Linked DNA regions of Homo sapiens: region 1 is linked to region 2. A link is a loop called in an ENCODE intact Hi-C map of the cell type or tissue named here. Cell type or tissue: Calu3. All regions are shown on one strand. Links, peaks and the distances in the headings refer to the core of each region. The heading gives the core; the rest is flanking DNA. Region 1 has its middle 120 kb from the start of NYAP2. Region 2 overlaps NYAP2 (neuronal tyrosine-phosphorylated phosphoinositide-3-kinase adaptor 2).

What was found. A loop is a pair of places that touch in the nucleus more often than their neighbours do. Peaks named below come from ENCODE experiments on the same cell type or tissue, not always from the same donor. Only the 100,000 strongest peaks of a DNase experiment are listed, where the experiment ranks them.
Region 1: it touches region 2 in a loop (2.2-fold over the local background); 2 of 110 quality-filtered maps call a loop at or near these places.

What each region holds. Positions count from the first base shown.
Region 1 is chr2:225,273,349-225,290,267 of GRCh38, reverse strand. No RefSeq gene overlaps it. Among named protein-coding and RNA genes, the nearest start is that of NYAP2, 120 kb to the left of the region's middle. In Calu3, for the core only: a CTCF peak has its summit at 7,208 (motif pointing left); a DNase peak (open chromatin) is centred at 7,207.
Region 2 is chr2:225,462,084-225,479,002 of GRCh38, reverse strand. The region is part of intron 3 of NYAP2 (neuronal tyrosine-phosphorylated phosphoinositide-3-kinase adaptor 2); the gene reads right to left. Among named protein-coding and RNA genes, the nearest start is that of NYAP2, 71 kb to the right of the region's middle. RefSeq lists an enhancer at 11,542-12,042. In Calu3, for the core only: no CTCF peak of the experiment used is centred there; DNase peaks (open chromatin) are centred at 6,852 and 11,582.

The sequences.
Region 1 (16,919 bases), core at 3,142-11,141, 190 kb after region 2:
CCTATGTGGCTATAAGCATGTTAAATTCACAGTTTTAACTTTCTCCCCAGTAGAAAAAAAAGAAAAATGAATGATGGTTTTCCCAGCGGTAAATCATAGTAACTACAAGTCAAACTTCATCACTCTCAGTTCTAGGTTAGGAGAAGGGCCTTAGGCATATCACTTAAGAGATTTTCAGGATCATAGGTGGCTCTTTTGATGACTTCAGATCTTTGTGATATCTGGCCCAGAAGCTGTGTTCCAGTTGTCACCACAATTAGTCAATGGACCAGGATTAATCATGAGATTGTTTCAGTTGGTTTTATGATACCTCTGCTTCCAAATCGCTGTCAGAAATGGGGCTCTTGGACTCTGAAACCATACAAAGGCAGACAGTAGAAATGCATGAGGGCTGAGTGATACTGTCAGTCCCGGGCAGATGACTGAGGATAGTGCACAGACTTAGTAGTCTGCCATGGCTTTTTGTTGAGAAAACATTTCAAAACAAATAAACAAAAAATTAAAAATGCCTACTCATGTACATGACTCTACAAATTACTGAAAACTGGCAGAATTGCATTTGGCCAATCCATTTGGAATTACACACATTTCTTTTTTTATATGAGTAGTGTGAATACACTGTTGAAAGGATTCTGGATTAGCCATTAGTAGGTGTATTGTGATTTTCTTTTTCTTTTTTCATCATTGCTTTTCATCATTTTTCATCTTTTTTCATCATTGCATTTGGCAATTGATGAGCACAACTAGATTAACAGGTATAATGGTCAAATAATTGAAAAATCAATATAATCTTTGAGACTGACAAGCACAACTTTTCCTCACTTGATTTTGGAGCGCTGTTATTGTAGAAGTTTCAGTGACCTCTCCATACCCTCAGGCCTTCACATCTGCTAGCCTGAACACTGTTTAGTGCAAACATCATGAACTCTCTGCCTGAGAACATTTTTTTCTGACCAAGAGAGTGCATCAATTAGTGTACAGGGCAATTCACAAATGCCAAAGAGGTGATGCACCTAGAAGCAAACTTTAACCAATGGAAGACAAGGAGCTGGTATATAAAACCTCTGTTCCCTTGCCCTTCAGTTGACATAACTCTGAAGTAAATTTCACATAGTTTCTATGAGTTCGTCAGTGACATTGCACTCCAGTTGCCCACAGTGGTGACTATTTTAATAATAACGCAGCTTTTGTTGGGTTCGCACACTTTCTTATCTCTATTCACCTCTGCCCTATGGATGTTTCTTGAATCACTTTTCAAACAAACAATCTGCACTCAAATATTAGTCTCAAGGTTTGCTTCTGGAGTAACTCAGACCAAGACTTAGAATGCTGTGTGCCTTCAGTATAAATGTAACCACCTACACAGTTTGTGTATTTGCTTGAGAGCCTAGAGGTTTTCCTTATATTTTTCAGTTCATGATCCAAAAAATAGATAAATTCAGACCCACACAGCACATTAGATTGGCCATTCATGACCCCAAATGAAGGAAGCTTCCTCTTGGCCTCTTTAGGCTAGAGGACTATATATGATTACATGGGGCAGAAATTCAAGGTTTCAAGCTCAGTTTCAGCTTCATTATCTTCCTCTGTCCTTTGGACATGCCTTCTGCTCTCAGAGAGCATTAGAATCACATCCCCGCTACCAGGCCATATCCAGGACTAAAGCCCCATTGGGTTGCTGTATTAGTCCGTTTGCATGCTGCTGATAAATAACCCAAACTAGGCAATTTACAAAAGAAAGAGGTTTAATGAACTCACAATTCCACATCACTGGGGAGGCCTGACAATCATGCCAGAAGGCAAAGAAAAGTAAGTCAAATCTTACATGGATGGCATCAGGCAAAGAGAGAGCTTATACAGGGAAACTCCTGTTTTTCTTTTCTTTCTTTTTTCTTTGAGATGGTGTTTCATTCTGTCACCCAGGTTGGAGTGCAGTGGCATGATCTTGGCTCACTGCAACCTCCACCTCCTGGTTTCAAGCGATTCTCCTGCCTCAGCATCCCAAGTACCTGGGATTACAGGCACACACCACCACGCCCAGCTAATTTTTATATTTTCAGTAGAGATGGTGTTTCACCATGTCGGCCAGGCTGGTTTTGAACTCCTGACCTCAGGTGATCCACCCACCTCAGTCTCCCAAAGTGCTGGGATTACAGGCATGAGCCACCACACCCAGCCGGAAACTCCTGTTTTTAAAAACATCAGATCTCATGAGACTTATTCACTATCACAAGACCATCATGGGAAAGGCCTGCCGCCACAATTCAACCATCTGCCAACAGGTCCCTCCCACAACATATGGGAATTATAGGAGCTACAAGATGAGATTTGGGTGGGGACACATAACCAAACAATATCAGTTGCCAGGTCACCACCAGATCTCTCTGTTCATTTCTTAAATTTTAATATACCATTTGATTAAGTGTTCAGAAAAGTTACCAATATATTTTTCCTTTGTTTTAATTTATTACAAAACATTTAAAACACCCAATCAGTGTGAAGAACAATGTAATGAATATCTAAATATGAAATATAGATCTAGAAATAGATAGTAGATATAGATTAAAAATTATACAAGACAGTATAATATTTGAGATATGAGGTATATAAGATGATGTTACACATAGTTTAAGTTGATATTACATACAAATGTAGATTTATTGTTGCTGTTACTGTATTTTAGCCAACATGTCTGTGAGGTGGAGCAGGTAGGGTTGTCTACACCAGCCATATATGCCAGGTTGTGAGAGATACCTGCCATTTTTATACCATCTTTGTTTTCCTCTTTTATCCCCACTATGAAAAAAAAGAAACTGTTATGCTTTTGTTGGGCATTTTGGAGTTTCCGATTCATTCTTTTCAACTAAACATTATTTTGGCAGAATTTAGTTTTTTTATTGCTATCAGATTTCAAAATCAAGCATTCAGTCCCCTTTATTCCTCTCTGAAAAAATGTAGAAATATGTTTAGAAACTTCTAATAAGTGTGGTATAATATGAAGTTATTGACTTCCTGGGGTTATAGTAAGAAATGAATGAGTTGGTATATCCAAAGAACTTACACCATGTCTGGTGCACAGTGCTGAAACAGGAGAGTTCCCTGACCCCCCCTTGCAGGACATGTGACATGGGTGTAGCTCATTTGTTCAGCTGCCATGCTCAAACCCCTTAAGAGAGTAGGGGCACACAGATGGACAGGTGCAGGAGCCAGGGCTAGTGTTTTGGGGGCTCTGGCCCCATGGTAGCCATGGGGTTGGGTTGGGTGTCTTCAACTCCCAAAGCCCAAGTGGGCACATGTTAGAATGTGTTCTTTTAGCCTTGCCACCTGCAGGTGGTTTAAGTGTTAGACGGCTCAGTGGACCCCCTTGGGACCCAGTTCCTTGTCCAGCAACCAGGAAGAACCAGGTCACACAGGGACTTGAAGAATGAATGCAGGGTTTTATTGAGTGGTGGAGGTAGCTCTCAGCAGGATGAATGGGGAGCTGGAAGGGGGACAGAGTGGGAAAATGATCTTCCCCTAGGGTTTGGCGGTCCAGCAGCTGATCTCTCTGATTGTCCCCAGCTGTGCTCCTCTTGACATTCAGATGCTTCTTCTCTTCTTTTCTGCTCTGCCATTCTGCCGTTGTTCTGCTTGCTCATCTCCTTTTGGAGCCCAGGGTTCAGGGTTTATATGGGTACAGGATAGGGAAGTGTAGTGTACCAAAAGGCAACTTTTTGGGTACAAAAACAGAAACACTTTTTCTCACTGAGGGCTGTGGGTTTCCAGGCTGTGGATTTCCACGCTTGAGAGTGGGGCCTTTGCCAAGGAACTGCCCTCTCCTACCCAATGTCTCCCTGTCTCCTGTCCATATCAGTGTTATTGTTGCCATGGTTGTGGTTGTTATCATAGGAACAGAAGGCGGGGTCGAGTAAAAGTTCCACAGGTCACAAATAAGGGATACCTCACTGTTGCAGTTATTATTCAACTTTAAAGTTGGGCCTCCAAGTTTTTGCCCAGAACTCTCTGATGAGAAGAATGTGAGGGATCCACTGAGCTCAGTGAAAAGGGCACCATTCTTAGACAGCAAAACACACAGGTGAAGAAGGTTAAGAAGTCTGCTTTCAGACAATTACTCATTGGTAATAGGGATTTGAACCCAGTGCTGTCAGAGTCCAAAGCCCCAGATCCTAATAGCTGGTCAAATGGCTCCCCTTCATTTGCAGACAGAAGTGGTCCCTGAGAGATCAGATTTCACTGTGATCAGCTTATTTGGATTTCTTGATACCAAGACAGTCTCTGTGGGGTAACCAATCACTGTCAAATCAGTACTTCATTCTGGAAAGAAACTGTTGGTAACAGCTGGTTGACTGCTGCATCATTAAGTTGGAGTTCTCTGAAATCCCGTCCCTTATTTTTTCATTTCATTGTTTAGAATATTTGAAATATGCTAATTTAGCCTAAGATAAGGCAGAAGGGTGGTATATTACATAGAATTTAAGGTTGAATTATTTACTATCTTTCTTGTTCTCTTTTTCTTCCTCCTAGCAACAGGAGTAGGAGGAAATCCAGACTATGTATCTCAGAAAATGGTTTTAATTTACTTCACAAAAGGTGCTGTAGTATTGAATGTTCCTTAATTTGAAAGTAATTAAAAAGTAGTCTCAGTTTTCAAAATGCTCAGAAACTCAATTGACCCTAGAAAAAGACATATTTATACTCAATTGAAAATTTCACCAACATATACTTTCTTATTTCTTTTTTTGTTAAATGTATAACTTTTATCCACATGACCTTATTACCAGACATTCCAGTTCTTCCAAGCTATAAGTAAATATCCTAGCTTCTGGTGACATGCATTCAGCCAAATGTAAACATGTGAAGCACTGAATGAATGGATTTACGTATAGGAATTTTCAAAAACTAAAATACATTACAAATAGCAATAGAAATAGGAGTCATAATCATACATAAATCCATGCAGAAAAAAACAGAAAGGGTGTGAAATGGCTATTAGATAATCTAAGGGAACACATGAGTCTGGGAATCAAATTTGGTTATAAACACTAGCACATAAAACATTTGGGACTAGCTAGAAATTGAAGGGGAATATCCATAAGGATTTGAAGTGCAACAAAGTCAAATTCTGTTTCAATTGAAGTTAAAAAATTCCTCATAATGGAGAGTAAAACAAAAATTTAACATCAATTTCCTGAAACTTTTGAAGTTTTGAAGTTTCTCTCCTGGCTACATTTACCTAGGGGCCATATCCCAGGCTGGAATTTAAAATAGGCTCATGAGGCAGGCATGGTGGCTCACGCCTCTAATCCCAGCACTTTGGGAGGCCAAGGCAGGCAGATCACTTGAGCTCAGGAGTTCCAGACTAGCCTAGGCAACATGGCAAAACCCCGTCTGTAGAAAAAATACAAAAATTAGCCATGCATGGTGGCATTTGCCTGTAGTCTGAGCTACTCCAGGGGCTGAAGGGGATCACCTAAGCCCAGGAGGTGAAGGCTGCAGTGAGCCAAGATTGCATCACTGCACTCCAGCCTAGGAGACAGAGGGAGACCCTGTCTCAAATGTATATAAAATAAAATAAAATAGACTCATCTATACATTTTCTCCTCCCACCTCAAAATCTGGGTGGAAACCATACAGCTGATTCACAGAGAGGATTAAAACCATACCTTTACTCCACCAGAGAATGGGTACTCATTTAACATCGGAAGCTAGGCAGCCCAAAAGCAATTTGTACTCAGCTCTGTTCAGACTCTAATATGCCTAACAACTGTGCTGACTTGTATTATTATTTGGGGCATGTCTGCATGTATGTTTTCTCCACTAAATAGTTCTATAAGAGTAAGGAGTCCATTCTCATTCATTGTTATAACTTGCACATTTCCTCGCAATAATATTAATAAGTACTATTTATAAAATCCCTATTGTGTGATGTCTCATCTCTTTGCATATGTTATTTCAAGTCCTTACATCTCTGTAAGTCTATTATCCCCATGTTTGTCGATGGTATTAAATGAACATTCTGAGATAACAAACTTCCATGGTGAAAACACACAGTGAGATATTTCCAATTGGCATCACTTAGATGGAGGCCATCTACGAAAATCATGCAGTTGATTTTCACGATAACTGTTGCATGCTCCTAGTATCTTAGGGAGGGAAGCTATGGTGCTAACTGCCCTGAAATGTAAGACACAGCTTCTCTCAGTTAAGAACGGCCTTACCCAAAATGCCAACAGGGTCTAATTGGAAATCATTAGTAGGAAATCCTTTGTTCATTCTTCTTGAATGACCTCTCCCCTTTTCTGTATGAACTGCCTTAAAAGACCTGTATCTAGCTCTGGTTAAGCTGCCTGGGGTAATGCCACTTTAACAAAGCAAAACAAAACAAAAGAGCATTTAGGGGAAACATGGGAAATGGAGAGAGATTAGTTTCATCTGGATTTTGGCTTCTCATCTTCGGCACCATATCTTCACAGTAAGGTTATTTCCAGGCACTTAATTCAAGTGGCTTTTTTTCCCCAGTGACCCTATTAGTCAATTGATAATGCAAAAGATGTTAAACATAACCTGTCTTCCCCTTGACACCCCTCACACTGTGAACAAATTAAGAGTTCTCTTTACTCCATTGTTTACTGTGGGAATAACAACCATAGGAGCTCAAAATGCATTTTTATGCACTTTAAGAAATAAATCATTTGCAAATGATATTACGCATGGATCTATCTCCTCTGACAACTCAGTTGTTTGCAGTGCTGCCAACTGGAAATGACACTAAAAGCATGCAGTGATTTAAGAAGCTAGTTGACTCATGCACCAGCAAAGGCAGAGTTGATGGGTGGGGGAACTGCAAGAGCTTGCAGTATCTGCATATTTTCATTGTCATTGAAAATTAGGCAAAAAATGTTTTCAAAATAAACTTTTATGCATTCCACTCATTGTTGACTTTATACTGAGCTTAATGCATGATTAAACAATGAGTTCTTAGCCTCATCAATGAAAACCCATCCATTTTTCTTTCCATTTTGACAAAAAGCAGCAATATTGCCATGGGCTGCCATGGATAAATGATGGTAAGGTAGTAAACAGCACGCAATCAATAATAGAAATTCCCCAGAGGTAGCCTCAGCTTGGAGAAACAGAAGGTGGTGGGAAAGGAAGCAACATTTCCTAAATTTGTGTAAGGTTATCAATGCCTTTGCTCTATTGTCCCCTCTGCTGGCTGATCGAAGAAACAGCATCAGTTCCTTGCCTAGGCCTCACTGTGATTATTGGCAGCACATCATTGCTTAGAGCATTTGGCAATTAACGGGTCAAGTCTAAGACCAGCCTTGGGCAAAATGGTGTCAGAATTAGTCCTCAGCATCTTCTTCTCTTCTCCTTCAAGTTCACCCTGATCTTGACCCTCACTCTACACTTATCTCTAGTTTAAAGAGAAAATCAATTAGAAAGCTCATTGCTTACTGTTCTTCCTTCCTTCCTTCCTTCCCTTTCTTCCTTCTTTCCTTCCTCTTTGACATATTAGAAGCCACAGGAATTATGCTTTTACTCATCTAACCATTATTAATTGTGCAACATTCCTCAAGCATTCTGTGCTGATCCTGGAGAGAGTTTAGTGACATTTATCACATTTCAATTGCCTGATGTAAAATACAACCAACATTTAGTGAGGGCCAGCTGTGTGCCAAGATCTGTGTCAGACACACTTCATTATTTTATTTTTTCTGAGATGGAGTTTCGCTCTTGTTGCCCAGGCTGAAGTGCAATGGCACGATCTTGGCTCACTGCAACTTCTGCCTCCCAGGTTCAAGTGATTCTCCTGCCTCAGCCTCCTGAGTAGCTGGGATTACAGGTGCGCTCCACCACACCCAGCTGATTTTTTTGTATTTTTAGTAGGGATGGGGTTTCACCATGTTGGCCAGGCTGGTCTCGAACTCCTGACCTCAGGTGATCCACCTGCCTCAGGCTTCCATAGTGCTGGGATTACAGGCTTAAGCCACTGTGCCCAGCCCGCACTTCATTATTAATACAACACCCTGATTGCTGTAGAAGAGCTTGATTCTATAAGGCAGATAGATAAAGGAATTTAAAGCTGACCAATGAGTGGTGTAATAGACACATGCTCCCAGGACAGAGGAAGCCCAGCATACCCACAGGGAATGGGAGTATCCAGGTGAGCTTTCTGGAGAGTTTTTTGTCTAAATTTTGGTATGGAAAGCTAACGAAATGAACAAAGGGTGAGAGAGTCCAGGCAGAGGGAACAGTTTGCACAAATATAAAGAGATGAGAATAAGCATGATGTGAACCAGGGTTGGTATGAAGTTCAGGGTCGCTGGCACACTGCATTTGACATAAGGGGTGGTAGGGGAAAAGAAACCAGGTAAGTGGGAGCCCCTCTATTTTTGTATTTTTCTTTTCCTTTTTTTTTTTTTAGACAGAGTCTTCTTCTTGTTGTCCAGGCTGGAGTGCAGTGATGCAGTCACGGCTCACTGCAACATTCGCCTCCCAGGTTCAAGCGATTCTCCTGCCTCAGCCTCCTGAGTAGCGGGTTACAGATGCCAGCCACGATGCCCAGCTAAATTTTGTATTTTTAGTAGAGATGAATTTTCATCATGTTGGCCAGGCTGATCTCGAACTCCTGACCTCAGGTGATCTGCCCACCCGGGCCTCCCAAAGTGCTGGGATTACAGTGTGAGCCACTGCTCCCAGAGGGAGCCCTTTTGATCTGATCAAAGCTTGAGCTTCACCATGTAGGCCATGCAGAGTCAGCTAGAACACCCTGGAGATAGTGTGGAGGCAGGATTTGAGGAGGAAACAGAAAGAGTGAGGAATCTTTGCAATAACTCTAGCGAAAATGATGCAGGTCTAAATAAGGGGGAGAAGTGTTTAGATTCCACAGATATCTAGAGGTTGGTGATTGACTGGGCATGGGACTATTAAGGGGAGAGAAAGGACTCAAAGGCAACTTCAAATCTTTTTCCCTCGTCAAACAGTAGTTCCTTCCAGTGAGACACCAAATACAGAAAGGCGAGAAACTCTGGGAAGACCAAAGATGAATTCAGTGTTGTGTTTTTCCTTTACGGTAGAGATTCTCGTGTAGAATTTAGGTAAAAAGCAGAAAAGATAAGGGGTGGAAATATATATTTGGAGTTCATTCTGATTAAAAACGTCTAGTTAAAACCATATAAATGAATCATGTTGCTCAGAAATGTATTATAATAAAGCCACAGGCATTTGCCAATGTGATCATTTATTTAAAACTAGATAAATATATAGAGGAAAAGGACCACAGAAGGGAGAAAGGAGGTAAAAAGATGTAACATTTCGTAGACATCATAGAAGTTGCGCACTTCATGAAGCCAGGAATTAATGATCATATTTGGCAGAGAGACACAGATTAGATAAGCACTATAAATGTTGAACATGGGACATTGTTGGTGGTTAAGTGAGTATAATTAACGTGAGTGTGGGTAGTAGGTCAATGGGTATGAGTGAGGGGTGTGTGTGAGTGTGCGTGTATGAGGGGTTATGAGTAAATGTGAGGAGAAAATGAAAAATTAAGAATGGAAGAAAGCCAAATAAACCAGAAAGGAAAAGGATCTGCCATGAGTAGGTGACTCTATCTGGGATCTTAAATGAGAGAAAGATGTGACAATAGCAAAAGAAGACGTCACCTTAAAAGAGGTCGCAATTTTTTGGAGCCGAAGTGGCCAGAGAACGTTTAATGACTGAAGGAAGAGATTTAATCTGGAGGGAGCAGTTATGGCTATGGAGAGGAGTCCACTGGTGAAGGAGGTTCCCGAGAGATGCGAGTGCCAGGGAAATGAGCAGAGGTGAAGGAATTGGCTTCATTCAGGATGAAAAATACCTTCTGCAGTTGGAGATTACAAAGTAGACAAAGGTGTGTGAGGAAGAAATTTGAGGGAGGTCAGGTTACGAGATTGGTTGATTTACTTCCCAAAGATCTCCATTTTCTTGCCTATACTAATGCCAAGGTTTTCAGCATTCATGGTGGTAGAGGGACAGGATAGTGGTCTGAGGAGAGAAATTGAGGTTTTCAGTGCTCAGTAAATGAAGAATCAATAGAGTAAACCCTGCCTGGATCAGTAGTGTTGAGGGCCCAATGGCAAGTAGAATCTATCAATTTCCAATCCACCCAGCTGAGTCCTGGTTCACAGTCCTCCCAGAAATCCAATTTGAGTCAAATGGTAGATTGTTGTATTGATACCAGAAAGAGGTATTATTAGATGGAAAGGATCGAAGGTTGGTGATAGAGATTCTAAGGGAGTAAACTCATGTCCTCACACCAGAGTTCCAGACTGGAAGACAGAAGAGGAAAGCCATATACAGGCACTTTCAGACAGAGAAAATGGAGAGAGGAGTAGAGAGGCAGGCCATAGCCTAGGAAACTAGCAAGAGTTGATTGTGCACTTCTCTTTTCAACTGTTTAAATGACCTCATGTGGGTAGCTTGAAAAAAGCATTGTTGGGAATATCTGTGCCTTGGAAATCAGCAAGCACCACAAACTGGGGCCTTATTTTTTTCAGAGAGCCAGTCTACTGCCACACCACTGGATTAAAAGATAGAATATGAGCTGTCTTGGTCAGTGCAGGGTGCAAGACTGGAGGCCTTATAAACAACAGAAATATATTTCTCATGGCTCTGCCACCTAGAAAGTCCAAGATCAGGGTGCCAGTATGGTCAGGTTCTGGTGTGGGCCCTCTTCTGCGTTGCCACCTTCTCTTTGTATCTTTGCATGGCGGAAAGAGAACGAAAGAGCTCTCTGGGGTCTCTTTTATATAAGGGCACAAATCTCATCTATGAGGGCTCCACCTTAGTTAGGAAGCCTCATCTCTTAATATCGTCACATTGAGGGTTAGGATTTTAACATGAATTTGTGGAGGGATATAGACATGCAATCCATAGCATGAGCATTAGTAATTTTAGAAGAAGAGGAGGCCATCGTCAGAGTCTAAAATGTGGACATTTAATATTAGTGACATAGAAAATGAGGAAAAGTTTCAGGATGTTTTTGTTTCATTAGATTAGTTAATTAATTAGTTATTTCATTAGTTTTTAAAGCCTGAAGCTGAAGCACAGAGAGAAAACCATGTAAATGGAGTTCCAAGCTATTGTAGTAGATGATTTATAAACAAGAACATTAAATTTTCCTAGGTAGAGGGCAAGAATCTATTCAGGCAGTCAAATCTCCAATTAATTAGATGGAACAATTAGAAATTAGATAAGTGTCATCTATGAGGAAAAGGAGAGAAAATGACATCATGAACCTCAAGAGAAGAAGAGTAATGTTTCTTCCAGATTTTCCCAGACTTACTATATTTAATAAGATTCTATTCAACAGACTTTTATTGTTCACAATATTATGCTAGATGTTAATATGGAAAGGAGCACTTGATAATTAATAATTTAAACCTTCATATGAAACATTATTTCTCTTGTAAAACATTTAAAATTAAAGATTTAGTGGCAAAAAAAGGCTACTTTTTCTTAAAATTTTGTCCTGTGAACCCCGTTGGTAAAAGCTTGCTCATTTGAATGTTGCTAGGGAGTTGCTAAGGGATATTGTACAGAGAAATTTATTTTGCATTACCTGTGATGACCCATGATGAAAGGAAAAATGCTTATTTCTTTTTTGAAAGAGAGTTAAAAAAAATCAGACCATTCCTAGACGAATGCTTAATACCCAACAGGCATGCAAGAAATATTTGCTGCATTGTACAGCATCTCACTGAATGTCCTTCTCTTTGGAAGATATTCATTCATTAGCTTATATTAATTTTTATTAACTGGCTTTAATTTTTATTTGATTGTGATGCTACTAACTTGATTGTGATTATTCTTCTCCTGTTTCTTTTCTATAAGTAGAATGACAGGAAATTCCTGAGTAGGGAAGGGGAAAGTAGACAACTTCTATTGGCACTGGCAGAAAATTTTAAAATACCCCTCGAGCCAGGTGCATGACACATGCCTGTAATCTCAGCCACTTGGGAGGCTCAGGAGGGAGGATTGTTTGAACCCAGGAGTTGGAGGCCAGCCTGGGCAGCACAGTGAGACTCCAATCTCTAAAAAATAAAAAATTAAAAAATTAAAATACCCCTCAAATGTCAGCATGAAGGCCATTATCTTATTATGTCTACCCAGAGAGCTGCCCTTAGATTAAAAGTTCCTAAGCTGTTTTGGAATAAGCACCCTTTCAGGACATGATAAATACTGTTCGTCCAAAACCCAGTAAAAAATAATTGTTCATGTTATAGTACAGAACCTCCCCAGCTAATAATAACTGCTCTTAACCTTCCAACCTTGTTGCTTTAGTACTTTCTCTTAACTTCTGCATCCAATACTACTGCCACCCCTCTTGTAGCCCCTTGAAGGCACCACTCCACATCATGACTTATTTCCTGGCCACAGACTCTGTCCCTCAGGGCAACAGATCTTCTAGATGTTAACTCCCAGGAGCCCGCGTTGCAGAGAGGTCAGCCAGGATTGGGGATGCACAGACCCTCCCCACTCTCTCTCAGTTGCATGCTGTCACTAGAACAAAAACATACCTGGCTGTGGGTCTTTGTCTCAGAATTACCCAAGGCAACAGCTCCTTCCATTTCTGTTTTCACCACTCCTGTTCACAACACCATGGACCATTATCCAAGAGAAACACCAGGCTCTCCTTCACCCTATCTTTTTCCACGGCATCTCACAAAATATTTTACCTCTCGCCTTAAGCCCCAAAAGATTCTATTTACGAAAATATGATATGAAAAAGCCTAGAAAGACACTACAGAAGAAAAGCTTTACTGATGTCATAAAGAAAGATATGATTCTATGGAGATGAAAAGAAGAAATAAAAAGATGGGAGTTCTCGCTAAATTATTGTGTGAGTCTAATATTGGGGTGAGCAATGTCTAGCAAAATCTCAATGATACTTTATATTAACAAAATCATTCTAAATTTTACCTAGAACTTGAGGCATGAAGAAAAATGTAGGCAATGATAGAAAACAATTGGAAAAAAAGTTATTATGGAAGAAGGCATTCTATCATTTATATAAACATTTAAAAAATATATAGGTTAAAAATTATCTCAAAACAATATAGAAGAAATATATTATTATAAAATGTTTTGTCTTAGTTGTCTGAGTATTTTGAAAATAAAAGGTAACCATACCTCTACCATATCAATTATAGGTAAATTATAAAACTGAATATTAAAAAAACTAACTTAAAACATAAATATTCAACAGGTCTTTTCAAGAAGGAAGTTGTTAAATGTAATGAACAAAATATGAGAGAAAAAGAATGCATTATTTCAAAATGTTCCATTAAAATTCATAAAGAAATTAACAGGCCAGGCCTGATGGCTCATACCTGTAATCCTAGCATTTTGGGAGGCCGAGGCAGGAGGATCACTTGAGCTCAGGAGTTCAAAACCAGCCTAGGCAACATAGTGAGAACTCATCTATATATATGTATATGTTTAAAAAAAAGGAATAACCAGGTGGAAACTAAAAAGTTCATTGGTAGGAAAAATAATGACAGTAAATAAACTTGAAGTTAAAATGATTTCACTCATTGATGAGGGAAAAACTAAATTATCTTGTAAGAGAAACCTCGGCATTTTACCTTATCCTCTCAGCCAAAACCATTTCAGTGAAATTTGAACAATTCCAAAGGCCAGCACCTGCATCTCTTTGCCCAAGGGCTTTCTCCATTTCATCTGGTAAAAGTCACCTCTTCTTGCAACCCCCAGCCAAGGAATAACAAGAGTAAGTAATGAGCCCAGCTCTCTAGTCCTGCAGATGGGATAACTCTGAATTTCTCAGTTCTGTAATGGGATTAAAGTTCACCTGTCTGTGCTGACAATCTGTTCAAAATGCACACTTAGGGGATTTCTTCTGTCCTCGTTTCATTTCCCCATTCTCCTACCAGCGTTTGTCAGGATTAGCAACCAAATTAACTGCTTATTTTCATATCCTAGCCTCATAACAGCTTCGGGTGAACCCAAGACAGACATTCACAAAAAAGGTGGGTTGTGCAGAGACAAATCATAAAAGAAGAAACATTGTCAAAGGTAAATTTATTTTGCCTCACAGGTTTCAAGGAAATGAACATTAAAGGAATAACTAATTTTTTTAATTAATCAGATTGTCTAAGATTTAAAACTAATCCTCAATGTTATAGAAGCACTATTCAGGGAATCCTTTTATACTCTACTGATGAGAATACAAATCTATAAAAACCATGTAAAAAGGGAATTTAGCAAAATCTATCTTTCCAAAATGTTTACACTCTTTTGCTCATTGGGTCCACTTTTATTATTTCTTTATTCATTTATTCACTAAATTACATTAAATTAAATGTGCTTTGATGCAAGGCATACTTTATGCTAAGTATAAAATCAGAGACTAAGGAACCCTAAGTGCAAACTCTCAGAGTGTTAGTTATGTTAGAGGAAACTAGTAAATGTGGAGGAGGCAGGGTTAATGAAGGAATAGACAAAATTTCCTTAGATTCCCTTATTTGTCTCCATTCCTCTTGGTCTGATATTGCACTGCCCTCAAGGTCCTGGCTCTGATACATGCCCTTGCTTAAGTGTTGATGTCTCCTGCTGGCCTGATTCTGGACCTTGACCCTTCCTAAGTTATGAAATTGTATTACTGGCATTGGCCTACCTATTTTTTCCTGGGTGCCTGACTTGGATCTCTTTCAGTTTTTAATATCTCTTCTCCCATAACTCAATGTTAACCACTTCCATCTTGTAACATATTATCACCCAAACTATTGCTCCATTTGCTAGCATGCACTATCAGGGTCTATGTTTTACAATCCATGTAAACAGTGATTGGAAAAAAAGATAAGACTAATAGACTTTAACATATACATCCCAGAGTCTAGGAATTCTCTTTAAAAAAAAAGATTCGGTAAAAAAAAATGTTAAACCATGAAAATCACCAACAAATGATAGGCACACTGTGTGTGTGTGTGTGTGTGTGTGTGTGTGTTTCTGTGTATGTGTGTGTTTAACTAAGAACATTTTTTTTCACAAGGGAATCTTTTCTGTTGGAATATTTTACATACAATGAATGATATTAACAAATAAAGATCTGAGGACTATGATCCTCAGGATATTAACTATGGGAACTTTAAAAAAATACCTCAAGTTTTTCCTAAACTCTTAACATAGGAAGATAAAATATTTCACAGTTCTAGGTTTTGAAATAGCCCCACACCCCAGGGATTCACTAGTGCTTAATCAATTGGCCACTGGCCAAGATGTTCTGGCATCGGCAAGAAGGTGCAGAGCTGTTGCCAAACCATGATTTACAGAAGTAACCACAGCTGATGATCAGGTCAGAGCTGCTGCTGAAGTTCTGTTCAAATAAATGCCAGGGAGTTGGGCTCCAACCTTAAGACTTGCATCTTGGTGACAGAAATGTACATATCAATCTCAAAGAGCATTACCTACCTATTTCTAGGAAGGTAAAAGATGAAATAAATGCATTGTGAAATTAAATAGGTACTTGAATTTACTGCCAGCATTTAAAAATGAAATTTATTTTTCATTCTATATAAAATCATCTGTCATATTTAACACTACATAAATTATATGGTGAAGTGTATTGAACTTCCTGGTCCAAATATATTTAAATGATCTCTCTGGCTTAGTGATGGATTTGTGAGACAAAACTTTAGGTGATTTCCACTATACAAGTGGGTTGTGCTGACCTACAAAAATCTCATTGTGCCTAACAACTACATGTCTCAATATATGCAACTCAGACTTGTAATATCAGTGCTTTAGGATGCCAGGTGGAAGGATCACTTGAGACTAGGAGTTCAAGACCAGCCTAGACAAGCTAGCAAGACCCCATCTCTACATAAAAAAATTAATAAATAAAACATCAACCAGCATAGTGGCACGTGCCTATGGTACCAACTACTCGAAAGGCTGAGATGGGAGAATCCCTTCAGTCCAGGAGTTCAAGGTTACACTGAGCTATGATCATGCCACTACATTCTAGCCTGGGTGACAGAGCACAACTCTAAAATATGTATGTGTATATATTCACAAATATGTATATATTCATATATATATACACATATATATGAAGTTAAGTGTATGCAGACCTAGGTATCTTCCATTAACCTGTGATAGGACTGTATTAGTCCGTTTTCACCCTGCTATAAAAATACTACCTGACACTGGGTAATTTATAAAGGAAAGAGGTTTAATTGACTCACAGCTCAGCATGGCTGAGGAGTCCTCAGGAAACTTACAATCACAGCAAAAGGTGAAAAGAAGCAAGGCACCTTATTCACAAGGTGGCAGGAAGGAGAAGTACCTAGCAAAGAGGGAAGAACCCCTTATAAAACCATCACATCTTAAGAGAACTCACTCACTATCATGAGAACAGTGTGGGAGAAACTGCCCTCATGATTCAATTACCTCCACCTGGTCTCTCCCTTGACACATCAGGATTATGGGGACTATAATTCAAGATGAGATTTGGGTGGGGACGCAAAACCTAACCATATCAAGGACCTTCTTATTTGTGTGGCTTTCATAGGGTGAAAATACTTGAGAAGTATTTAATGTTACACATCAAATAAAATATTTGAAAACTGCTAGAAATCATAAAACATGAATACCTAATATTTACAGAGATTTTATGTTTCCCCGCTATTTTCATTGAGCTATTTGCACTTTATGCTTACAATATGCTTATAAAGCAAAAGGAGTCAGTGAATACAAAATTCTATTTTCCAAATGGGACAGAGCGAAGTCAGGAATTTGCCAGAGGTCAAAAACCTTGGCTAACAAAGACCTGAATAAGTGTATCTTTGCTGCCTCATCTTTGTGCTCTTCCAAACAAGTGACCTTGAAAGGGGTAATCTTCCACTGGCAGAATT
Region 2 (16,919 bases), core at 3,756-11,755:
CTCTTATTTTTTTTCCCAATGATTGGATTCTCTAGCAGCATCTTAAATTCACAGGTCAAAGCTTTTGACTTTTGTGTTTGGTCCATGAAGAGTCATCTTCCAATCCTTGCACAATATTCAGATCATGCTCCTATACTAATAGGTGATACAAGAGATATTTTGAAATTTCCTGTAATGTTGTTTGAAAAATACTTTTTATATCAGGATGTAATGCCTGCTTTTCTTCACCACCCTCCAACAGGGTCCTGAATTACTCCAATCTCATGTTCCTGAACCTAGCTTTCAGGACCATTGTATTTTCATGAAAATTTGTCATCAATTTTGTTTTTTCCACAGATTAACCTTGAAAAAATTTAAGGTCACGTTGCCAAGAATAAAAACAATATGAGTGATGGACTGATTAGAAAGGGGTATCCCCACCTTCAGGCTTGAAGTTGGATTTGGTTCTGGCAAACCTGTCTTATGGTCCAAGACAAAAAGGTAGCATATAGAAGATTCCTCACAAACTCACAAGATTTATGACCATATACTTCTTGATTATCATGTTACTAAACCTGCTGTGAGTTCTTCTGTTGAATCACTTCAACTTTGGGAAAAATGAATTCATAAACAGAGTTAACATCTTCTTTTATTTTTAACTTAGGAAGAGAGAGAGAGAGACTGGCTTCTTCTTCCTGGATTCCTGTTTATGCAGCTGCACCATCATGTTCCCAGTTACTGGGGCTCAGCATCCCCGACTCTTCATCCTCCATATATCCAGGATCCAGATTCCTCCCAGTTCTTCCTTCCCTTGGACATAGGTGCTTACCACTTACCCCTAGCTTGTGACAAACAGCATCTCTATACTAAGTGTAGTTTGCCTCACACTTGGATAGCACCCGATTAAACTTCCTAGAGCATAATTCTTTAAATTAATGACTTATGTTCCTTAAATGCCTACAGGATTAATTTCAACCGTTCCTGGCTGAAACTCAGGGTTTTCTTTCTTCCCTTATGACCTAACATCTCATCAACCTTGAACTAATTTCGGGCTCCTTGAACACTTCTTTTAATACAAGGATTGATAAAGGCAGTTTCTCCTCCTCCTCCTCCACTAGGCCATGGCAGCAATTCCAACTCCCATTTTTTCTCCTGTTTTCTCTACAGAATGTCATTTAATTATATATCATTTTGTTTGAGTACATGGAGGGGCCCGTTTCAAATTACAGATATAGATATACATGTGTATGTATATGTGTGTATATATGTGCGTGTGTATCTATGTGTGTAAAACTGTACATGTGTGTATGTATGTGTGTATGTATCTAAACTAACATGCACACACACATATGCAGTGAGAGAGAAGAAGATTGACTCTTATAAAGTAAGTTTCTAAGGAAATTAGTCAGGGCCTTTGCTATTCAAAGTTAGGTCCAGAGACCAGCAGTATCAGTAAGATCTGTGAACTTGTTAGAAATAGAGACTCTCGGCCGGGCACGGTGGCTCACACCTGTAATCCCAGCACTTTGGGAGGCCGAGGCAGGCGGATCACGAGGTCAGGAGATCGAGACCATCCTGGCTAACACAGTGAAACCCCATCTCTACTAAAAATACAAAAAATTAGCCAGGCGTGGTGGCGGGCACCTGTAGTCCCAGCTACTCGGGAGGCTGAGGCAGGAGAATGGCATGAACCCAGGAGGTGGAGTTTACAGTGAGCTGAGATAGTGCCACTGCAGTCTGGCCTGGGTGAAAGAGTGAGACTCCGTCTCAAAAAAAAAAAAAAAAAAAAAAAGAAATAGAGACTCTCAGACCTGCTAAATCAGAATCTGCCTTTTAACAAGATGCCCATGTGATTTACATGCACAGTAAAGTTTGAGAAGCACTGCTACAGAGGTATACTTCCAAAAGCACACATATAATATATATACCTCACAAGTGCTGGATATGATGTGTACTACATATATGTGGGGCATTGTGTAATTTTTTTTCATATTCCCTTTCCTTCAAAGGCATAGGCAGTGGTGGCTTAAAGGTAGTTAATACAGGTCAGCAAAAAACAACCGTTAAAATTTCAGAAAATTTATGAGACAGTTGTTAAATAGCCGTTTTTTAAAGTCAATTATACAAATTCACAATTAAATAAATTATATTAAAAACAAAGGTAACATACTGAAACTCATCACTTTATAATTATTATATTCATTTTACTATTATCTGTATCTTAAAGTTACTTAGGTCTATTGTATCTGTATGGCATATTGCTATATAATGATGTATGTATCTCTTCAATTCTATGTTTAGGGACCACTGGTGTGTGCTTGAAATTCATCACAACAGTAGTATTTACACAATGGAAATCCATAAATACTGTAAGTAAGGGTTTGATATATTGTTTTGATTGTCTGGATTTAGGAAAGTGATAGAGAAAATGATAATGCAGATTAAATTTAAAAGTGTGTCATAAAATATATATTTGCATCCATTTTTCTGTTTTAAAAGCCTGTTAAAGATTTACCAGCACATTGCTGGGTAAAGGCATTAGAAATAGAATGTTCCTACAATGAACAAAAACCTGGCATATTTTTTAAGTAAATTTTTTTTTTTTTTTTTTGAGACAGAGTCCCGCTCTGTCACCCAGGCTGGAGTGCAGTGGCGTGATCTTGGCTCACTGCAAGCTCCGCCTCCCGGGTTCACGCCGTTCTCCTGCCTCAGCCTCCCGAGTAGCTGGGACTACAGGCGCCCATCACTACGCCTGGCTAATTTTTTGTATTTTTAGTAGAGACGGGGTTTCATCGTGTTAGCCAGGATGGTCTCCATCTCCTGACCTCGTGATCCGCCCGCCTAGGCCTCCCAAAGTGCTGGGATTACAGGCGTGAGCCACCACACCCCGTCAGTAAAAATTTTTTTAGACTTCTATTAAGACTAATCTGCCTCACAGATTTTTGTCAGTTCATTTAGACTCTCCTCATAGTTTTCTCTAAATCGATGTTGAGCTCTGCAGCACCACCATTTATAAATTATTCCATTAAATAGGTTCTGACTCCACTTATTTATTGGAAAATCATCTAATCTCTGCAGTTCTGGAAGCTCTGCAGGCTTCTGTTACTTTCATTGTAAAATGAAGAGTTCCATATTCCATAAGGTGCCATGTTCTCCAGAACCACTACTGCCAGAGAATATTCTAAATAAATAGCTTTTATGAGACACTGAAACAAGTATATTTGTCAGTTTCTCATTGGGAAATCAGTTCAGTATTATGAAAATATATCCCACAAAACCAGACTAGGAGATTTGAATTATAAACAAAATATTGATTTACTCTCTGGCTCTCTCTACTCAATTGCAAAATATCTGATTTCTGAAAAGATTTATTTTCAGATATGAAACTTATTCAAATAATAAACCTCACAACTGAATGCCTAACTAAACAATTTTTCAATCCAGATTTTGGGGAATAACACAAACACAGAAAAATGTCAAAATACCATTCTTGCCTTTCAGACTCAAATATAATTGTTTTTCCCTACCTTATTTAAAATTTATACTCATATACATCAAATGAAACTGAATTTCACTTATTTTCCTTAGTTTATGGCTTTAATAACAGCATTATCATTAACTAACATTACAGAGATAACTTTAACTCCTCCCACCAGGGGAGGGTAGAACAAAGAGAAAATTATGTCTTTGAAGAAGGAGAATGTACTACATCAGTGCATTGTATTGTAGGGTTTGGTTTGGTATGGTTTAGCAAAAGTGTAGAACTTGGCCAGGAAGAAAAATAAAAAAACCTGAAAAACTGGTCAGTTTGGATAAGTTGACATTCTTCAGATGATATATTCCAAAATGGAAATGGTAAATACATTTGTTTGCTTCATTTATGACTTTATTTTCTTATGCTTTTGCTATAGTTTTCTGTACTTTCAAAAGTTTCTATCATAAGCAGGTATAAATTTAATATTTTAAAAATTAGAATAAAGATTTCTTCTAGAAAACAGAAATACTGATCTTCCTAGAACTGGAGTGTTATGCAAACAAATACAGATGCTTTTATAGCTGTACAAAGTCTCACACTTGTACATATATTCAGAAAATAACAAACTTCTGTAACAGGTGATGTTTTGAAAAACAAAGGAGTACAAGACAGGGATGCCCTCTCTCACCACTCCTATTCAACATAGTGTTGGAAGTTTTGGCCAGGGCCATCAGGCAGGAGAAAGAAATAAAGGGTATTCAATTAGGAAAAGAGGAAGTCAAATTGTCCTTGTTTGCAGATGACATGATTGTATATCTAGAAAACCCCATCATCTCAGCCCAAAATCTCCTTAAGCTGATAGGCAACTTCAGCAAAGTCTCAGGATACAAAATCAATGTGCAAAAATCACAAGGATTCTTATACACCAATAACAGACAAACAGAGAGCCAAACCATGAATGAATTCTCATTCACAATTGCTTCAAAGAGAATAAAATACCTAGGAATCCAACTTACAAGGGATGTGAAGGACCTCTACAAGGTGAACTACAAACCACTGCTCAACGAAATAAAAGAGGATACAAACAAATGGAAGAACATTCCATGCTCATGGATAGGAAGAATCAATATTGTGAAAATGGCCAAACTGCCCAAGGTAATTTATAGATTCAATGCCATTCCCATCAAGCTACCAATGACTTTCTTCACAGAATTGGAAAAAACTACTTTAAAGTTCATATGGAACCAAAAAAGAGCCCTCATCGCCAAGTCAATCCTAAGCCAAAAGAACAAAGCTGGAGGCATCACGCTACCTGACTTCAAACTATACTACAAGGCTACAGTAACCAAAACAGCATGGTACTGGTACCAAAAGAGAGATATAGACCAATGGAACAGAACAGAGCCCTCAGAAATAATGCCACACATCTACAACTATCTGATCTTTGACAAACCTGACAAAAACAAGAAATGGGGAAAGGATTCCTTATTTAACAAATGGTGCTGGGAAAACTGGCTAGCCATATGTAGAAAGCTGAAACTGGATCCCTTCCTTACACCTTATACAAAAATTAATTCAAGATGGATTCAAGACTTAAATGTTAGACCTAAAACCATAAAAACCCTAGAAGAAAACCTAGGCAATACCATTCAGGACATAGGCATGGGCAAGGACTTCATGTCTAAAGCACCAAAAGCAATGGCAACAAAAGCCAAAATTGACAAATGGGATCTAACTAAACTAAAGAGCTTCTGCACAGCAAAAGAAACTACCATCAGAGTGAACAAGCAACCTACAGAATGGGAGAACATTTTTGCAATCTACTCATCTGACAAAGGGCTAATATCCAGAATCTACAAAGAACTCAAACAAATTTACAGGAAAAAAACAAACAACCCCATCAACAAGTGGGCAAAGGATATGAACAGACACTTCTCAAAAGAAGACATTTATGCAGGCAACAGACATATGAAAAAAGGTTCATCATCACTGGCCATCAGAGAAATGCAAATCAAAACCACAATGAGATACCATCTCACACCAGTTAGAATGGTGATCATTAAAAAGTCAGGAAACAACAGGTGCTGGAGAGGATGTGGAGAAATAAGAACACTTTTACACTGTTGGTGGGACTGTGAACTAGTTCAACCATTGTGGAAGACAGTGTGGCGATTCCTGAGGGATCTAGAACTAGAAATACCATTTGACCCAGCCATCCCATTACTGGGTATATACCCAAAGGATTATAAATCATGCTGCTATAAAGACACATGCACACGTATGTTTATTGTGGCACTATTCACAATAGCAAAGACTTGGAACCAACCCAAATGTCCAACAATGATAGACTGGATAAAGAAAATGTGGCACATATACACCATGGAATACTATGCAGCCATAAAAAACGATGAGTTCATGTCCTTTGTAGGGACATGGATGAAGCTGGAAACCATCATTCTCAGCAAACTATTGCAAGGACAAAAAACCAAACACCGCATGTTCTCACTCATATGTGGGAATTGAACAATGAGAACACTTGGACACAGGAAGGGGAACATCACACACTGGGGCCTGTTGTGGGGTAAGCGGAGTGGGGAAGGATAGCATTAGGAGATATGCCTAATGTAAATGACAAGTTAATGGGTGCAGCACACCAACATGGCACATGTATACATATGTAACAAACCTGCACGTTGTGCACATGTACCCTAGAACTTAAAGTATAATTAAAAAATAAAAGAAAAAAAAGAAAATCAAAGGAGTAACACTGCATTTTTCTATTGCTAGCAAGGAAAGAGATATCCCATCCAATTTCTTTCTAGATAATTCATACTGAAACAGTTTTGAACAAAAATTTAAATTAAAAAAATTACTCTTTGGACATAAATGTTTCTAACGATGATGAACTTCCTATGATTTTTACACAGCCCTCCCTGAGCATATCTTGAAAATTGGTCCCTTTTTTGACTACTCAGGGTCATAATTAAGAGCATAAATATTGTACCCTGATTGAAAATAGGCCCATGTCTTTAGGGACTGTTTAATTTTGAAGGACTCTTACCTCTGTACCAAATGCTGTCAGGCTGCAATGCACTTATGCTATGCCTCACAGTTAGCCAAACACACTCACATTCTTCAGGGGTCAGTGGGGCTATGGGAGCAGATTCCTCTTGTCCTGCCTTTTCCCTGTCTACCCCTTCAAATTCCTGCTTCTTACTTGCTGCTGGCTGAACATGCATAGGCAAACATGATAATTAGCTCCAAATAAAAGTAAAAAGCAACAAAATGAGAGCCTGAACAAATGAGTAGACATGTATGACATCAAAGGTGATGTATTTTAGTTTTTTTCTTCTTGAGAAGCAGGATGAGTCGTGCGAGCCAGATTCTTTGGACTGGTTGGGTGGGTTCAGATCCCAGCTCTACCTCTTGCTAGACATATGGCTTTAAGCAAGTCACTTAAAATCTTAATGCTTAGTTAATCCACTGATAAAATGGGAATAATATTCATATCTCCCTCGAAGGATGGTAGGGAGATTAAATGAGGTAATACATACCCAGTTCAGGGAATATAATAAGTACTCATTAAACAGTCTTATTATCATTTTTACCTCTTGGTTAAATTCTGTATGTTAAAATTAGTAGCTTTGTGATGTCTGATAGGTTTGCTGCATACTAATGGGTTCCTTGAAGCATTTTAGCTGTCACAGAGAGATAGCTGAATATGGCTTTGAAGGCAGAGCTAGTATCAGTCCTGGTTTTGCCATTTGCTGTGCACATTTAGAAGCAGCTTACACTCTCTCAACTTGTTTTCTCCTGTGTAAATGTGATAACACATATTTCACAGGGAATGCGTGGAGATTACATAAGATAATGCCTACATAAAGCACTTTATCTAAGACCAGCGACTTAGTAAAACACACTACAAATATTTGCTGAAATCAACTGCAGCCATGCAGGTGTTTGGATAGGGTAGCTGCCAAGATATTTCTGTTAATATGTTACTATATGTCTAATTTAGTGACCCACCCCAAATTACAGTAAGCTAAGTCATTTAAAATTATGTTTAAATATACCTGTGCCTCAATATTTTCTTGCACGCAGAGAATAAAAAAACTATTTGAGAGAAAATATTATTTTCAAACATCAGATTTTTAAATATTCGTGACTATAGTCATATTCAAGGATCAAAGTCACAAAAGAAGCTGGTTTTCTAAGCAGTAAAATAATTAAAATTCATCCAAACCATTCTGCGTCACCACATTCACTCACGTGTATAGATATAGACACACATGAGGACATGAATAGCTGTTCAGGACTGGATTTTAAATTGACAGTTGCTTCATTTGAGGACAACCATGTTTATAGTACATGCAGTAATGCAGACATGGTATCTGGCAGACATTTGTTGCAAAGTGGCTAGCATCTGTTTCATTTCCACAAACAATGGAGGTTTGTCTAAATCCCTCTATATTGATTTGAAGGTCAATCTTCAATTTTACTTTAACATATTTTGTGGGGAAGTTCAAAGATAAGGAAGCATATTAATAAGATTTAGCATCTTTTTTACATTGCCATCTAAAAAGAAATCAAGAAACCCCCTGCCTCAGTCTCCCAGGTGGGAAGTCTTCCCAGCTGGGAAGGAGGCTGAGGTAGGAGGACTGCTTGAGCTCAGGAGTTTGAGACCAGCTAGGCAACATAGAGAGACCCCATCTCAATATATATACACACACACACACATATACATACATATATATTTCATGTAAGATCTGTATATGTAAAATCTTACATTTAAAAAAATAGTTCTTACAAGCCAATGCAATCATGTGTTCTAGGTTCTTGCTTTTGTTTTTTAACCACAGTCCCAAGTAAGGAGTTGGCTATTCACACTTTAGAACACTGTAAGACAGCACGTATAATTTCCTGTATTCTGTGGAAAATGGGGATTTCTCAGCAGGCATTCCCCCTATGATGTTTTTATTCCAATTGCTTTTTACCCACCAGAAATGTTGAGTATCCTTTTCCTCAAGTGTGGCACAAATTTCAGCAAGACTTAACAGAAACTCAAAAGAGCTTGTACCATATATGCCAGACTGCCATGTATGCCCATATACCATATATGCCCCTAAATTTGGGGGTTTCATATAGTGCTCATGAATAGGTCAAATTGAAACCTCACGGTATTTTACTTTTATTTCTACTAACTGGGGAAATGGGTGTGAGTGCATATGCATACAATAAAAGAATGAAGAGAAGTGAAGAAAATAGAGAAGGGCAAGATTTTTCCATGGTATTGTTTCAAGGGAAGAGGCTTATCAAGTCTTTTACTTTAGGCACAAAAAAAATCAGGTCACAAATAACATTAGGAAAACAAACCCATTTTTTCACTGTGTGGTGGGTTCTAAGTGGAAAATGCACAATGCAATTACTTACATTTATGTATTGCTTAATAGATAAGACAGATGAAATATACTTCATTGTGAAATCTCCAGAACAGGCCTGTTAGCTATTAGGTGTTAGGCCCGTTAGCTATTAGCTAGTATTTTTTTATTATTCTACTTCAAGCTCTGGGGTACATGTGCAGAACATGCAGTTTTGTTACACAGGTATACACGTGCCATGGTGGTTTGCTGCACCCATTAACCTGTCACCTACATTAGGTATTTCTCCTAATGCTATCCCTCCCCTAGCCCCCCATCCCCCGACAGGTCACAGTGTGTGATGTTCCCCTCCCTGTGTCCATGTGTTCTCATTGTTCAACTCCAATTTATGAGTGAGAACATACAGTGTTTTGTTTATTGTTCTTGTGTTAGTTTGCTGAGAATAATGGTTTCCAGCTTCATCCATGTCCCTGCAAAGGACACGAACTCATCCTTCTTTATGGTTGCATAGTATTCCATGGTGTATATGTGCCACATTTTCTTTATCCAGTCTATCATTGATGGACATTTGGGTTGGTTCCAAATCTTTGCTATTGTGAATAGTGCCACAATAAACATAGTATGCATGTGTCTTTATAGTAGAATGATTTATAATCCTTTGGGTATATACCCAGTAATGGGATTGCTGGGTCAAATGTTATTTCTGGTTCTAGATCCTTGAGGAATTGCCACATTATCTTCCACAATGAACTAATTTACAACAGTGAAAAAGCATTCCTATTTCTCCACATCCTCTCCAGCATCTGTTGGTTCCTGACTTTTTAATGATCATCATTCTAAATGGCATGAGATGGTATCTCATTGTGGTTTTGATTTGCATTTCTCTAATAACCAGTGATGACAAGCATTTTTTCATATGTTTGTTGGCTGCATAAATGTCTTATTTTGAGAAGTGTCTATCCATATCCTTTGCCCACTTTTTGATGGGGTTGTTTTTTTCTTGTAAATTTGTTTAAGTTTTTTGTAGATTCTGGATATTAGCCCTTTGTCAGACGGATAGATTGCTAAAATTTTCTCCCATTCTGTAGGCTGCCTGTTCACGCTGATGATAGTTTCTTTTGCTGTGCAGAAGCTCTTTAGTTTAATTAGATCTCATTCGTCAATTTTGGCTTTTGTTGCCATTTATTAGGTAGTGTTTTTTTCCTTATTTTTTCCAATTGGAATGAGAGTCTTGAGGTACTACCTGGCCAAATGGCAGAGAAATTCTTAATGGCAAGGCTAGAATTTAGTAATTCAAATAAATAGTCCAAACTATTACCTTTACAGGTTACACAGAATCATTATCACAATTAGAAAGAAACTCCTCTTTTTGTCTTTTTTGTCCTCTTCATGTCCTCAGTGACTTATTCCTCCTCTGTCTCCTTAGACAGACTCTTGTCCAATTGTTTATTAGAATGGCTAGATTATTTAAATCAATGGTTTTGTGTATTGCTGTAGGTTAATTTCCTAAAGTGCTCCTTTGATCATACCTCTTTTTCTCAATGATTTTCTATTGTCTAAGTTTCTTCATTTATCATTGAATCACACTCTTAATCTGAATGCCAATTCTTCCTAGAATATATTGCCCACTTCAGTTGAAACAGTGGTTTGAATGACTGTATTTCTTTCCCCACTTGTTTGTGTCCTGTTTCTTGTCTATTCTTCCTTTCTCACTGGCCTGTCTTGGCTTCCTGTGTTAGTTTCCTAGGGCTGCCATTAAAAGAACCACATGCTGGATGGCTTAAAATAACAGAAATGTATTCTTTTGAAGTTCTGGAGGCTAGAAGTCCAATTCTTGGCATTCCTGGGCTTATCAACACATCATTCCAATCTCTGCCTACGTCTACACATGGCTGTTTTTCCTCTTCGTGTCTGTCTCCTTTTCTTTTATTATAAGGAAGCCAGTCATATCAGAGTAGGCCCACCTAATCCAGCATGATCTCATCTTAACTTGACTACATCTACAAAGACTTTATTTCCAAATAAGGTTATATTTATAGGAACCCAGAAGTTGGGCCTTCAACATCCTAATGTAGGACACAATTCAATCCAAACATTTCCCTAAAAGTGATTATATTATTCATCTCTCAGTGCTCAATATATGCCCAAACTCTATCAAGAGGGTTTTTCTTGTTTCTCCAGTTCACCCTTTTTTGAACTCTCATAGGCTTGAATGACTCCCTGGAGTACTCACTATGTCTGCTTTTTTTTCACCCCTCTATCCCAGGAGACTTGGAGTAGTGGCCAGCATGCAGTAGGAACTCACTAAGTATTTGTTGAATGAATGATTGTATTCAAAAAGTGAATGAATTTATACTACATACTTCAGTTATTTTTGTAAGTGTGGTGGCATAGTGTTATTTTCTGTCTTTAACTGCTCCTCTAAGGAAGTGTGAAAGACATTATTTTAACCCTATTTTGTATCCCAGAGCCACAGAGTCTTGCATGGAATTCTCACTTGGATAGTAATCTGATCAATGCTTTGCTAATTGATTGGTCTAGAAAAATTTGATTGAAAGGCAGTGAGACTTTGATAGTCTATTCTGAGGTATTTTTTAAAAATGGAAGTCTATTTCAGGTAGGAAAAAGGGCAAGGCCAAGTAGATTGGGTGACTAATGTTTTGTTTATACTGTTACAGTAGGTAGCTAATCAGACGTGAACAGGGCAGGAGAGGCATCAACCACAACAACCCCCACCACCCCAATCAGGAATGTCAGGTGACCATCAGTTGATGGTCAGGCAGTTTTTAACTGTCTCTCTAAAATAATAACTGGTTGCAGCTGGTGCAAGGGGTGAGTCAGTCTCCCAATAGGTAGGAAAAACCTGAAACTGGTGATCAGTGGCTTCCGGATAAGAAGATCTCAGGGCTCACACATGTGCACTAAGAGGCAAAATGGTGGAGTTTAATTGGTATCTGACCTCTAAGGACATTCGGCTGGTAAGGGAAGAATGCCTCAAGTGAGTATGCGTACAACTCCGGTAAACACACTGCGCATGTTCTCCTCCCAAGCACTGACAGGCCACTGCGCAGGCAGACAGCCCACCCCAAGGAAAGAATAAGGGGAGAAGGAACACAAGATCCGGAAGTATGCCAACGTAGAAAACCCCAAGTCAAAAGGTCAAACAGCACATTTGTCTTTCAAGTCACCCACTTGGCCCTCTCCCAAGTGTACTTTCCTTCCTTTTGTTCCTGCTCTAAAGCATTTTAATAAACTTTTACTCCTGCTCTAAAACTTGCCTCGGCCTCTCCTTCTGCCTTATGCCCCCCTCAGCTGAATTCTTTCTTCTGAGGAGGCAAGAATTGAGGTTGCCGCAGGCCTGTATGGATTTGCAGCCGTAACAATACCAAATACAAATTCTCTCAATATTATAAAAGATTCCAGATATCTGGCTGATCAGAATTGTTTAGATACCATCTTGACTTACCTTTTCATACCTCATGTTTTGACTTTTTGGATGCAAGTGGCTCTTGACTTTTTGGAAGCAAGTGGTTCTCTCCTTTTGCATGTTTTATTAGAAATATATAGTGCTAAACAGCATTTTCAACTGGAAAATCATAAGAATAACTCCTGCAGTCTCCACTCTTAACTTTGCATAACCCCTAATCAGTTGCACAATGGGGAGCAGAGCAAAGCTCACACCTGCGGTCTTAAATATGACAAATAATGCTTGAAAGAAAATAATTAAAATATTTTTCCACCTTTCTATTAATGTTTTCACTTAAGTAGTCCCTTTATCCCCCAAGTAAGCCCAAATGCTCACTTTCTAAACCCTGAAGAAAAAAAATCTAGAAAATATAATAGGCACTCATGACACCCACAGAAAATGAACAAAAGCAAAGAATTCAAACAAAGTCCCTTATATTCCATATAGGAATGAGAAAATAGAAAACAGTATTTGTCAAGAGGGCATATAAATCTTCAAGTGTTTGAGGAAAAGCATTTTGGAGAAATAGTATATTCAGAAAATGTTGTGTATGTGTTATTTGGTTAGTTTGGTGTGTTATGACAGCACAAAAAGAGATCGGGCTTCTCCAGGAGTTGCAAAGTGCTCAAGCCATTCACGTGGCTGGTTCCGGCTGCCAGGCCTACATTTGCAATGTAAATTAGCAAGCGGCATGGTGTCTTCAATTGTAGGTGAGCCTTAATAGGCCTGCTGATTGCTTCTTAAGAGTGTGGATTTTGTGCAGAAGAAATTGCTGAATGTTAGGGAACAGAGCATCTCACCAAAAACCCCACAAAGGGCAGAAGTGATTGAGTGTAGAAGAAAAGATTAAGTACACTTTAGTAAGTGATTGTGTTGAAGAAAGAGTTCAGAGTTCTGTCCACTGAAATAAGTCATGGGACACCTGACATGTCTTTCAACAATGCACTCAAGGACACAGAGAGTGTTTTTTGTTTGTTTGTTTGTTTTTTGAGACAGAGTCTCATACTGTCACCCAGGCTGGAGTGCAGTGGCGCGATCTCGGCTCACTGCAAACTCTGCCTCCCGGGTTCACTCGATTCTCCTGCCTCAGCCTCCTGAGTAGCTGGGATTACAGGCGCCCGCCACCATGCCCACCTACTTTTTTGTATTTTTAGTAGAGACGGGGTTTCACTATGTTGGCTAGACTGGTCTCAAACTCCTGACCTTGTGATCCGCCCACCTCGGCCTCCCAAAGTGCTGTGATTACAGGCATGAGCCAATGCGCCCGGCCCCAGAGAATGGTTTTAGAATGTATATAGATCTAGGAAGCACCCAACAACATAAATTTATTTGTGAGTCTATCCCAGGAGGTGTAACTCTAAGAAAAATGTAGGGTCACAGAGGTTGACAGAATATACAAATGGGCATATCTGCAGGAGGGTCAGGTTCATGCACAAGTAGAGATCTGCTTTGAGATAGCAGGCCTGGAATTCAGGTCAAGAGGACTCCTTTTGTCCCAGTGGCAAAGAAAATCATGCCCAAAGGGTAAGTCGATATGTCCTCCACTTCTCATCTATTTGCTTTTGGTTTTATGGGGAACCTAAGGAAATTTGCTATTTTCCTTATATCAGCTCTTTTAGATACTTAAAAATGGTATCTTGCATTGCCTTCTAGTATTAGATTCCTAAGTTTGTACCATAGAAAAGGGTGAGACGAAAATACTCATAACTTTTGCCAGTAATTGAATAAAAGTCTCTAACTAGCTCACCCTATGCTGAGGTTGTTACACAAATATTATCCCAATGTGAAATAGACAGTTTCAGAGGAAAGAGGAAAACGAACACGCATTACAGATAAAAATGAAACTGAAACTGCCTGACTACTGGTACCTGCTCAGTCAATGATCGTCTCTTCCCTTTGCAAAATGAGGGCACATCTGTGCCTATTGCTCACGTTCTTACTCTCCCCACCAAACCACCTATGGGTTGGAAAGATATACTTTAATCTAGAACAGAAAACTAACGTGGATTGCTTTCCCATAGCCTGTACACTTATAAGTATCAGAAATTTCATGTTAACAATTGTTTAGCTTCTCCTTAATCCAAAAGTTCTGGTAACCATGGATCCACAAGCCCCTGTCCCTGCAATGGCCGGGAAGTGAGCAGGCTCATGCGCTGCCCAGTTACCTGAAGTCACCATCCCTCCCTACTGACCTAGCATTGGAATTTCTCCATCGTTCATGCTCCCTTCCTGGCCCGCAAAGTATTTTCCCTGTGATCCAGAGATGTCTACCTACTTCTCTGCACCTTCTCCCACAGACCCTCTCACTCTGTTTTTCCCCCAGGTTTCATGAAATGGGGTTGCAGGGTGACACATAGGATGTTTATCACAAGGTGCCCTTGTGTCCAATATTTGCACCAGGGATAAGGAAGAGGCAATTGAGCAGAGGGAGAGGTCCAGCTGCAATGCAGTCTTGATGTCAGCCTTGACTGACACCACAGAGAATTCTGGAGTTAACATGGCTGTCAGAATCATCCTGCATTTAGCTTTTAGACTCCTGCCTCAATCGGTCTCTGTTTGTGGGTCTCCCTACTGTTCACCACACACCTAGCAGCTAGGAAGACAGGCTTTCCTTGAAGGAACTTTTGGCAGAGCATCTCTGAATGCACCACATCCTGCAAGCCAGTTTGCTGGGTCCTCCTTCCACAAACCCTCCCATCTGAGACAGCATTTAAAAAGTCACTGACAGGGCTGTTCTTTGTTGCATTCTAGCTGTAATCTCTACAACTGCTCTAAGGATCCCACACTTCTGTAGCTCCAGAGGGTAACCAGGATGAACTCCACAGCTGCCCCTCCACACAAGCAGAGTTTTCCAGGATTCCCAAAGTGCATGCTGCTCACAATCCACAGCCAGATAAACTCTGTGCTTATCCTGCTATTGCCTGCCACTCTTCATCACCCCAGTGCTTACTAAGTCTCCTAAAAAAGACCTGCATAGGGATTTTCTGGTAGCATATAAAGGAAAGGATGAGATGTGGAAGAAAAGAACTCCAAATGATTTGACCGAAGTCATTTTGTCCACACAGCACAATTTATCCAAATGGCACAATTAAATCTTGATTGACAATAAAATAAGCCCAGCACTTATTTTTGTATTTGTTTTTCACTTGCTGGTAACTTTAAAAGACATTGTGGGCAGGTTCCCCTGCCCTGAAGTATTCACTATTACAAACAGAGTTGAATAATACATTTTTCAAAGTAGGAGCACCTGAAAAAGAGATCAAATTATTCACAAATAAAATGTTCATCAAAGACACATGAGTGTTACAAATACGAGAAAACACATGATTGATTGACTGATCACCTATTCAATTTGACAGAACTATTTCTGCAAATTTGTTTGCCACTAAATACTCTGCTACAGAATCATTCCAAATGCCACAGATAAAACTGGGCTTGTCTTTATCCCACACTCTAGCACTGAAAACAGGGCTGCTCAAGGTTTTCACCCTGTTATGACAGCTAACTTTAAATCCAAGACTGATGCAATGCAGGTGTAAGCCTGCCTTAGCAATGCCTGTTTGGAATCCACAGTGTTAGAATGTACTATATGCATATATTATACCACTAGAGGGAAGAGGCAGCTGATGGACTTAATTGGGGCACCCCTCTCTAGTTTACCTGTCTCCACCTACTCATTTCTTATCTAACCTGCTTCATGATTTAAGTTACATGTCTGGTCTGTATAAGTTATTTGGGTTTGAATCTTCTGCTACAGATCATTAGTACATAGACACCAGATAATCACAACCATTTAAAAATATTGACACGGCTAAGATTATCCGGACTAAACAATCAAAATCAATGTTGTGAAATGCTCTTGGGGTAAACAGTCAGATGCCACTGGAAGGCAAAACAGGTCAGTTTTTTTAATGGACCAACTGAAGCTACTAGAGGGGGCTCTAAATTATATTTCAATCTGACTAGAACTCAGTATTACTAAAAATACTTCTATTGTCTGACATTCTGATTGTGCTCTGATTCAGGTCATTCACATTTGCGAAGTCAGGGATTTCAATGTGGTTTATGGGGAATTGCATTTCCTGGGAGCTGGCCTGGAAATGTATGATCTAATAAGATCAAGAAGATGAATAGAAGATGTCTTTCTCCTCTGACCTATGCATAACATCATCCGAGTTATAAAGTCATTCATTGGGATGGAAGAATTGGAAACTGGAGCCTTCTAGTCTGGGTGGGTGCATTTGGTCAGGATAATGGGTAAAACTTCTCAAGGCACAAAAGAAAGGTGAAGTCAGGTCTTGATGGAATGATGATGGGAAGAAGAAAGAGACAGGAAGAGAACACACAGAAAGAAAGTGCAAAATGAAAGAAAAGAAATGTACTCAACCTTCATTTCAAACATAAATCCACATTTTCATCATTCTTATGACTTAAACTTTCAGATCTTTTTTCCCAAGTTTAGTAACAATCACTTCCATGTACATTGATTTAGAAATATTTACAGAAATATATTTAGAATAGCAAATCCAATGATCTAAGCTTGAGTATTAATTAAATAAACCTATGCAACTATGCAGTGTATATGTACACAGTACACATTTATATGTGCAAGTTTATTTGA